Linked DNA regions of Homo sapiens: region 1 is linked to region 2. Evidence: chromatin contacts called from ENCODE Hi-C or POLR2A ChIA-PET data. All regions are on one chromosome and are shown on one strand. The core of a region is the stretch at or near the end of the contact, and the rest is flanking DNA. Distances in the headings are between cores, read along the strand shown. Region 1 overlaps SLC1A2 (solute carrier family 1 member 2). Region 2 overlaps EHF (ETS homologous factor).

Region 1 (5,454 bases), core at 870-3,369, 710 kb after region 2:
TGGAGCTTCAGTTCTCACCTGGTATAGGCAATGGTGGAGATCGGGCCAGGGGACTCTCCAAACTACCATCTACCCCAGACAGCAGATGCCCAAGATGTTTTGCATGTGGCCTGATGCAGAGCTCTGCTCTGCACAATCCCCGCAGGTGTCTGGATCATCTAGACACACTCCTCACCATATCTGTGGCTCTTTCATAGCTGTCTCTGGCCCCTCCCTGGGCCATTTCAATCCCAATCTGAAATTTTCACAGGAGATATAACATCTGAGAGAGGACTGTTCTTCAGTTGGTTCCTAATAGCAGCCATAGATAAATATGTTAAAATAAAGAATCCTGTGGCCTGCAGTGGACATCTTTTGGAGCACCACCTGAGATTCCAATCCTACTTTCAACACTCATGAGCTGTGTGGCCTTGGACAGATTATCTAACATCTGTGAACCTCAAATACTTCATTCATACAACAGATGATAATAATAATAACTATTCACGGGACTGTAGTGAAAATTAATTCCATCAATACATGTGAAAGTGCCTGGAATGTGGCATGCAACATATGGTAACTATTATGATTATCCTTACTATGTTGTATTTGTTCATTCCACAAAAATTTCTTAGGCAAAACAACCATTGACTTTATGAGCCTTAAATGGCCTTTGAGCAACTTTGCTTTTGAGAGTCGCCATGGGAATCCATGGCAAATCCACAGCAAACTGGATTTTCAGGTCTCATGTCTTAGCAGCCTGACTACATCCAACTTCTAGTTGCAGCATCTACTCCCCCTTTTGGTGACATTTATCACTTTAGGACAATGATACTAGCTAATCTTCACTGAAGACTTACTATGTGCCAGCCACATTCTAAATGCTTCACATTTGGCTTGTTTGAATCTTTCAAAAACCTGATGAGGTAGCACTACTATTATTCCTATTGGGGACAAGAAGAAGGCACAGAGAGACTGAGCAACTTGCTGAAGTTCACAAAGCAGGTCAGCGGCAGACCCTCAAAGTCGGACTCCTGAGCCAATGCATGTTACTATTGCACACCCTGCCTCTCACTGGAGAGGCTTACTGTCTCTCTAGAGAAGGGGAGGTGTGCAGCATGAATGTCATAAAGGATGGGAAGTGGAGAAGCCAGGAGTGGCTGCAGGTGAGGTTCAGAAAGCAAAACCATCTTTTGGGTGTTGTGTATTCTGCCCCAGATGACAATTTTGGGGTTGTTCCAGACCGTGGATGTCTGAGTAGGAGGCAGACAGCAGGCTGTTGCCTGGTAGTGGGGAAGGAAGGGCGGATGGCTTGGAGCTTGGGACACAGCTAAAGTTGCTACAGATGCCTCTTCTCGGTTGCCAAAGGTTTTGTAACTTACAAAATAGGGAGCTCATTGGAGGGTTTCAAACCTCATTTGGGGTACAGGACCAGAGAATGCCTTCAGATCTCTCCAGGCTGTCAAATTCCAGGATACAAGTTCCCCCAGGGACATCTCTAACACATCTGGCTTGGTCTCAAAATGACAGAGGAACTAGCACTTAGAGCACTTTCTGTCAGCCAGTTGCTTTATACTGAGTTCTTCCAGCAACTCTCTGCACGGAATTATTATTATGTCCATCTTCTTGATGAGGCAAAGAGAGAGAAAATAACTTGCTCCAGGACACGTGGCTGACAAGGTCTGGAGCTAGGACCTGAGCCAAAGAAAGAAGGAAGAAAATGATATCTGGGTGTAGTACTTGGTACTCAATAGGTGTTTTGAACAGGAGGGGCATCATACCTTTTCCTCACTGATTGGTTCTCATTCAAGCATCTACAAAGGACCAGGACACGGAGGTGTACAAGGCAGGCTAGGTCTGTACCTGCACTGAGTGGTATTTCCTGTTCCACCAAAGACAAGAGCTTAGCAGGTGGCAGGGGCACCGGCAGAAAGAGGATGACCCTCAGACCCAGGACCCTGCACTGTTTTCCATTGCTGCCATCCCATGCACAGAGGCTGGATTGAAAAGCAGCTCTTGGAACAGAGTCTGCTTGCTCTGACACTAAGAACACCATATGTGTCCCTGCCACAAAGGGAGAGAAGACACTCCCTGCTGTTCTGGAGGTGGTGTCCAGGAGCTGGCAAGCAGCCTCTTGGCATTTTATTTCAATAGCTGAGGGTGGGGGCTGTGGGGAGAGTTAAGCAATGGAAAGTTTTCCTTTGTGCTGCCCTCACAAGGCATTTCTGGAAAGGGTCAGTTTGGGGTGATTCATCATCTACCCATGTAGACTCACACTGAGAAGCCAGCTCAGATACTGTGATTAAAAATACATTTCTTCTCACCTACTTTCTTATTAATATTCTGTAAGTGTACTAAAGGGGCCTCAGTCAATAGTAAGAAAAGTTCATTTACCCAGTAGTAGCTACACTGGCTCTAATCATTTGGTGAATGTAACTATCTACCTAAAGACTTGATTTTCTTTTCAAAGAGCTATGGTAAAATGCCAAGCACTAAACAATCCAGCAAAGCAATTACTTGCTCAACAGTCTGCTGAAGTTTGAATACCACTCACTAACTACACACATTAGGTAAGTGATCAGATTTCCCTGAGCCTTAGTTTCTTCATATGTAAAATGGAGATAATCAGGATACCTATTGTAGTCATAGGTTAATACATACACACCCCCATGATGGTGCCTGGAACATCACCTGCACTCAATACAAGTTAGCTATCATTATGCACACTCAACCTATTTCTTAATATTTATGGTCATTTATTCTCTTACTGTGTGTGCCAGGTGCAGGGCTGAGGGCTTATAGACATCACACAATTCAGTCCTCAAGACAACCCTGTGAGGTGGGTATTAAGCCCATATTACAGATGAGAAAATGGAGAAAAAGAAGTCCATACCTGGTGGATGGCAGAGCAGGGCAGGTTCATCTGAACGCACAGCCAATGCGTTTTAGAGTAAGACTGTGAAACTAGCAAGAGAGAAAACCTTATGATCTCTGTTTAACAGGTCAAGAAACTGAGGCAGAGAGATGTTAAGTGACAAATCCACATCCAGTTTTGTTTGCACAACACATGGGACAAACATCAAAGTGGATGGGTCAGGAGATGATACTGAGGAGGCCGAGGAATAAGCTGGCTTTCTCCCTTGACTAAAATAATACAGCAAAGGTGCTTCTGGTCCCTCTGGGGCTGGGTTGTATCCATGCCATTTGGGCAACTCCTCTAAGTGCCTCCAAAGCCCTTGACATTGCTCCTTACACATGATCAATGATATGGTAAAGCTGGTGTAACTACAGCCCTGCCATCAGCCTGGCTCTGAGGTCAGCATTTCCAGCATCAGTCTCAGTGTAGCATTCCCAAGTCTCCACAATCACCAAAGATCATAAACGGTGTGAGTTTGAATCCTTGTCGTAAAATCTGCTCCTAGGAACCCAAACCAACACAGAACCAAAGTAACACATGCCATTTTCAAGCAGAAACATTAACTTCTACATGTGGGATCACTCATCCGAAAAACTCCTCTTCATCCTTTAAAACCCCGCTCTGCTGTCTCTGTCTCTGCAGACTTCCCTGACCATCCCCAGCCTGCAACAAAAGTGATGTTTACCACTCCTGAACTATTTCTGTTTTCTTTACATAATTCAAATTGTTGTTACCCAGGGTGGACTGGCCATTACAGTTTATATGTCTGTCTGTCTGTCTCTCCCATCAGGCTGTGCACACCTCCATCGAGGCATCCACAATTTATTTCAGTTCCTTGGGAATTAGCAATGCATATATGGTCTACATCAGTGGCTCTCTACAGGGGTGACTTTTCCCCTAGGAACACGTGGCAACACCTGGAGACATGTTTGGTTGTCACAATTATGAGGTGAGGGGAGGGAGGCTATGGGCACCAAGTGGGTAGAGGACAGGAATGCTGCTAAACATGCTATAATGCATAAAACAGTCCTCCACGGCAAAGAATTAGCCAGCCCCAAATGTCAATAGTGCTGAGGTCAAAACACCCTGGTCTGGATGGTAGCTCTCAGTTAACCATCTATTACATGTACTGTGTCAACTAGAGTTTATTATACTTATGAATCAGGGTTCAGGGCCTGTTTTGGTTCTCAAGTATTGCTGCACCTCTGTGGGAGGATTACACTTCTCTATCCCTGAAGACGTCCTTTGCCACGTGAATTCCTTTGGATAAAGAAATGTGAGCATGTCTCAGATGCTCTCAGTGCCCCACTCACGTCCCTCCTCTCTGTCCCTCTAATGCACTCCAGCCAACTTGTAACTGCTAGCATCTATCTCTTTGTCTGAGTGCTTTCTCGGAAGCTAGAAGGCTACTCTCTGTGTGTACACACGGGCTGGAAGTGCTAGGAAATTAAAACTCCTCAGGAGTAGCCTTCAACCCATGTCTGGAAGGTTTGGTTGTGTAAATATACCAGCTCCCTTGTTCCTCAGGAGGGTAATTCTAAGGCACATGATTTGCCCTGTTTTCCAGAATTTCTCCATGGGACTGAACTGGAGTTGTCCACAGTGGTAGCTAGCTTGATAACACATGTTCTCCTGACTGCCTTCCTTGTCTCATTTCTCCATTCCCTGATTGATGTTTCCTATATCTCCCTAATAATCTGTATGAGTTTGAAGCCGTGTTGTAAAATCTGCTCCTAGGAACCCAAACCAACACAAAACAGAAGTAACACATGCCACTTCCAAGTAGAAGCATTAGGAAGTTCCCCATGGTTCTGCTATTGCTCTTTTCCCCTCTGGTTTAAGAGAGGTGTGGCCCTGGCTGCTGCTTCAGCCCGGGTCCTAGGTGAAGAAGGTACAGTAAATGCATGCAGTTGCCCTGCAACCAATGTGTAACAGACACAAAATCAAATTTTGTTGTTGGAAATCACTGAAACATGGGAGTGGTTGTTATTGAAGCAGAACCTGGTCAAAGCTGACTAATACAGGGCTTCTCACTCCTGGGAGGACCTTCCTAACTGACTCTATCATAGCAGACTTGCTACTTACCTCCCAAATGATACTCATCTAAGGGTAAAAATCATATAGCATAACCCTGTCATCTCCTTGAGTTTGGAGACAGTTGTTTACTTCCTTCTCTTTGTGGAGTTTCTTTGTAATGCATGGTGCTTTGTGCAGTGCCAGGGCATTGGTGAGCACCTACAATAACTGGTAGATTTGACCCTGAGCTATCTGGGTTTTACCATGGGCCAGTTCATGCCTGGTGGCTGTTGTGGGAAAAAGAGACTCAAGATGAGGAACTTGACCCAGAAATGGATGAAATAATTATTCACACTGCAGTTGCTCTCAGCCAGGGTGACCTTGGGGGAAATGCCTTCTGCATCTGGACCCTCATGTGTCTAACACAGGATCTGATCCTGAGCTTAAGTTCCGTCCCCAGCACTCAGCTTCTATGGTTCAATGAAGACCAAAGCAAACTCCATTTTCCCGAACCCCTGCTTTACCCATCAGCCTTCAGAACA
Region 2 (4,921 bases), core at 972-3,471:
TAATGAAAGGTTTTGGTTTGAGGTTTTGTTTGGGTCAAGCCCCTTAAATGAGATGGGGCTGGGAGCCAATGTAAATGCTTCTGGAATTGAGATTAAGAGCTGAGGCCAGCATAGCTCTCGACTTCTCCTTCCCCCAGTGGTCCTTAGCATTATGTGTCACTTGAGGTATTTGTTAAAATTAGGGAATAGATCAAACACTGGCAAGGCTTGGCTGTGTATTTGCTATTCTGGGGGAACTGAGCCAACCGGGGTAAAATTTCTGTGGCAATCATTGCCACTCAGTCAAGACCATGGGGTTCAGGGCTGAGGAAACCTCCCAAGTCACACTCTGAGTTCCTCTGCGACTTCCTACAGTGTCATCTCCCACATCCTTCCATCCTTCCATCCTTCCATCCTTCCATCCTTCCATCCTTCCATCCTTCCACTTGGGTCTTTGACTTACGGCAAAAAATTCCAACTAAGAATAAAGCTGAACCAACCACTTCCTGAGCCTCAGGGGCTAGTAGGTCTTGAGGCACCCGGGAAACAAAAACATCATAGTTACAGCTCTGCTGCCCTGACAGCTGGGCCATCCTCTTTTCTACATCTTGACTTACACCTTCTAGAATCTCAAAATCAATAGGGGCCTTAGAGGCCAGTTTCTGCTTTTGCATTTGCAGTAGCAAGGAACTCGCTCTCTCCTGAGTCCACCGATTGTATTTTTCAATAGTCCTTCTTAAGATGGGCTCAGGAATCTTCTCTCCTTACCCTTCTGATCCTTGTTTGCTGCAGCTCCCCATTTCTATCCTGTGATTGTAACCCAGGCTGGAAAATGAGATCAATCACCCAGGCCCTAAAGAATCAATGCAGTCTCTGGGGTTGGTGTATTCATTGGGGTAATAGCCCTTCAGTAGGATAGTTAATTACAGCCTTATATGGGTCAGTTTCTTTCAGAATAGTTTATAGTCTCTACTGCATGGAAGCAGAACCCCGGAAAAACCTTGGTCATTTGCCTGAGTCTTTATTTTTCGAGCTCCCATGTAATTGAATGCAGTGAAATATCTTTCTATGTTTTAATGCTAGTTACCAGCTGAGCTAAGGCGAGGCCCAGCGTAAACTGATGCCCTCTGTGATAAACGCAGGTGGGGAAATAGGCTTTGTTTTGATTTCTCTGTCATCTGCCCATTTCATAAAATGCCCGCTGCCGGTGTCCTGTTCTGCTCGACAGTCCTCCAGCCTGTCATGCCAGCTCGGGCTTGATGTGTTTATCCACTGACTTGTTGAGCCTAAAGCTAGGGTGGCACGGTCTATTAGAACACTGAAATTTGTATATCCCGTAAAGAAATGGCTCACAGCTGAATCATATGCAAATGCTTCTAATCTTTGCTTCTTGCGAAGCAGCTTAGCTGAAGTCACGCTCTCTCACTTGCATCACAAACCTGTGGCTTGTTGCTGCCCCTGCCTGGACTGGATAGGACCTTGGCCTGGAGTGCCTGGGAGCCAAGCAAGAGAAAGCCAGGCTGGACAACTTCTCCAGGGCAAGCCATTATTTTATAAGAATGAATCACTTAACCACATGGCTAACTTCAAAGGTCTTGACTTTTATCCTAGGGCAGAAGAAGGACACATATTAAAGAGAGGTTAAAGATCAAAAGATATCAGTGGTAAAGCAGGCCAGTGATTCCACGGCTTACCCCTGCACACTGCAACAGGCAGAGAGGTCTGGAAGAAATTAGGTTCTTCTTTTGCCTTTGACTGCTTATTCCCCTTTATGATGATGGAAAGATTTTTATTTGGGGATTAAAAAAAGAACGTTCCTAGCTGGGTGGAGCCTAGCTTGGGTAAACGGCTGACAACTCAAAGAATATTTCCTCATGGTTTATCTAGTGTAGAGGTTTTAGAGTCCATGGACTGCTGCATGGGCCACAGCCCCCTGAAATTGTTGACAAAATTTCATGTGTACATATATGTGCATTTTTTTCTGAGGAGAGGGTCCAAGGTTTTCGTCTTATTCACAAAGGCACCTGAACTCTGAAGTAACTGATTCTAGATCAACTAGGAACCCACAAACAATAATTGAGGCCAATATACTGAGAGACTCTTGTATTTTTCTGAATTCAACTCCTGGCTCTGAAATAATGGCCCTGCATCCCTCCTGGATGTCATTTGAAAATGAGCTTTGCTTGTGGCCTGCTGGGTAAATGCCACTCTTTGTCTGCAGTACAACGTGGCCCTGTCAGAGTGATGTATCACTTGGAAACCGGGGTGGATGCCAGACCTGTCGCAATATTGTCACATCCTGATGGGATGTTGCAACCTCACCCTGCAACCTACAGGGAGGGAGAGTGAAGTCTCCTTGCATTTCCTGTGAATTTGTCCTCTCGGATTTCAGAGAAACCCAAGTCAGGTGCAGGCCCTGCTAGTGACAATGCCAGGAGAGAAATTCTTAACCAGGATGAGAGGTTTCTTGTTTACTGAGGTCTTATTAAATCCCTCTCTCCATCCTGCCATGACGTTTCGAGAAATTGCTGGGAACACTGAGTCTTGATTAGCTGGGTGATAAGATGGTTGAAAGGGCCCATGAACGTTGGGAAATATAGAATTGTCAGATTGAAATTATCTTTTCTACTAACAAGAGCATTACAGAAGTGAACCTGATTCTTGGCAAGAAAGGCTTGTGTGAAATCTGTTATGTGCAAAGGGAGATTATGTGCCGGCCACCATTTCTGGAAATGACATAGAATCATGGTTATGAGTAAAGCTTCTGGATTCAAACTGTTTGTGTTCATATCCTGGCTCCACATTCCAGCTGTGTGACTCTAGTCAAGTCATTTGACCCCTCTGTTTCTCAGATCCTCCACAGCTGAAAACTGTGGATCATATTAGTACCTGTGTCATAGAGTTATTGTGTGAATTAAATAAAGTGATTCATTTAAAGTGCTTAGTACAGTGCCTGGTACATAGTAAGTGCTCAATAAACAGTAGCTTTTTTTTCTTAACCAATTTAATTAGGAGCTAATGGCTGGCAGTTCATAGCTTTTTTGAATAATAGGCTTCTCCTGATAATTGAATGGATGCTGTGAACCCTCTCCCTTCATATATGGTTTCAGTCAGTCCAGGGGCCCTTGAAGGCCACACTGGGTCAGTGGACCCTAGTTTAGGAAGGGCACATGAAAGAGATCAGTTTTACTGGCCCAATTTCTTAAAATAATTGGCTTGTATTTAGGGACTACTTTGTATTAAAATTGGCTGATTTTTGAGTGTGAGAGTCTTTGTAAGATCTACTTTGGTCCTCCCAATACACACACACACACACACACACACATATACACACACACACTCACACTCACACACACACGGCTAGATCATTTAGTTTTCTTTCTGAGAAGAATTTTTATTTCCCAGGTCCGCCTCCATCATCTCCTCTTTGGTAATAGTCGCAGAGGTTGCCATAATGAGTCATTTGTTAAACTAATCTGTGTTTCCATAGTCCACTGTGGCCCTCTGTATTGAGCTTGGGCCACTCAATGGCGCCTTTGTCAGGCTGATTAAAATGTAACTTTGCATGCCAAAAAAGGGCACTCCTCTGGCTTAAAAGTCATCTTCCTTTGTTATAAATGTTTACATTTTTCTATTATGCTAAAAAAAAAAAACCACAAATTTTTCAATGATCTAAATCTTTCAATGGCTTCCATCTTTCTCAGAGTCATGTCCTTAAAAGTCCCATAAGGGATTAATGATCAGAACCTCAGCTCCTCCCTCTCTGCCTCTTACAGCATGCATATACCAAACACACATCAACCTCAGGGCCTTTGCACTTCTATGTTACACATGGAAGGCTGTTGCACAAGCTCTCTGCATGACCTTTTCCCTCATATCCTTTAGGTCGTGGAATCAGAGAGGTCTCCTATGACCACCTTGTATCAAATTGCAAATTATTCCCAAGTCCATACATCTATCTCCATTTCTTAACCTGCATCATTTTTCTCCATAGCATTTATCATCTCTGTTTTGTTTGGTTCACTAGCACATACTCAAAGGTGCCAGGCATGCAGTAGGTGCTCAGTAAATATTGTTTAAATGAGTGGATGCATGAATAAAAAAGAGAATTATAGGAAATAGGTCAATTAAACGCCTCTCATTTTTCTCCTTAGCAGAGTCACCTGATATGAAAAAGGAGCAAGACCCCCCTGCCAAGTGCCACACCAAAAAGCACAGTAAGTTGGCTGGCTTTCAGATGGCCTTTGGTCCTTCCCATCACATCGGGCACATCTGGAGGCCACTAGTTTTTTGGCAAATATCGCCTCTGTCTGCTGCCTTCATGTCTTCATCCCAAACAGGGTGGAGTGAGAAAATAGAGGCATCACTTGCTAGCAAAGTAAGCCCCCTCTGCAGCTGTTTCTCAAAGTGGAGCCCCACTGGACATTTCCTCCCTGTTCTGTCATATGTGCTCTAAAACTGAGACACCCAGTGCCTAAGAACTGCTTGCAGGCATGGGGTTGGCAATTTCCTCTCTCCCAGAAGAAAAGGGTGGGAAGAGGAGCGAGATAAGAAGAAACAGCTGAGATGTATCATCCTTTCTTTTGCTAAATGTTGGCCTCCTACCTTTGTGGAGTTACCATTCCAAGAAATGACTGTTTTTTCTTAAGATTCAACACTGCTCTTTGGGAGTTGGGTCTCCTTCAGTAATAAAATCTTATGAACATATACGAAATATCAGAGACATGGAATTGTGGGTGGAACACAGAAAGAAATCAAGATGGTATAATCTAGGCCTGTAATCCCACCACTTTGGGAGACTGAGGTGGGTGGATCACTTGAGCTCAGGAGTTCAAGACCAGCTTGGGAAACATGACGAGACCCCATCTCTACAAAAAAATACAAAAATTAGCTGGGCATGGTGGCACGTGCCTGTAGTCCCATCTACTTGGGAGACTGAGGC

The links. Hi-C counts contacts between places; a loop is a spot of excess contacts on that map. ChIA-PET counts read pairs that join two places held with the same protein, here RNA polymerase II (POLR2A).
Region 1: a loop to region 2 is called in a map of gastrocnemius medialis, with 2.9 times the contacts of the local background. The contact joins two enhancer-like sites. A Hi-C loop is called at or near these places in 1 of 168 maps with a recorded cell type or tissue (gastrocnemius medialis). POLR2A ChIA-PET finds 5 or more read pairs at or near these places in 1 of 52 experiments (MCF 10A).

What each region holds. Positions count from the first base shown.
Region 1 is chr11:35,362,077-35,367,530 of GRCh38, forward strand. The region is part of intron 1 of SLC1A2 (solute carrier family 1 member 2); the gene reads right to left. Among named protein-coding and RNA genes, the nearest start is that of SLC1A2-AS2, 54 kb to the right of the region's middle. Within about 2 kb of position 2,120, at least 19 of the 41 ENCODE cell types and tissues checked have a DNase peak (open chromatin) inside an H3K27ac peak, as active enhancers do; they include gastrocnemius medialis, where a contact is called at or near this core.
Region 2 is chr11:34,652,775-34,657,695 of GRCh38, forward strand. EHF (ETS homologous factor) reads left to right here. Exons shown (of 9, transcript NM_012153.6): 7 at 4,134-4,196. Among named protein-coding and RNA genes, the nearest start is that of EHF, 34 kb to the left of the region's middle. Within about 2 kb of position 2,222, at least 21 of the 41 ENCODE cell types and tissues checked have a DNase peak (open chromatin) inside an H3K27ac peak, as active enhancers do; they include gastrocnemius medialis, where a contact is called at or near this core.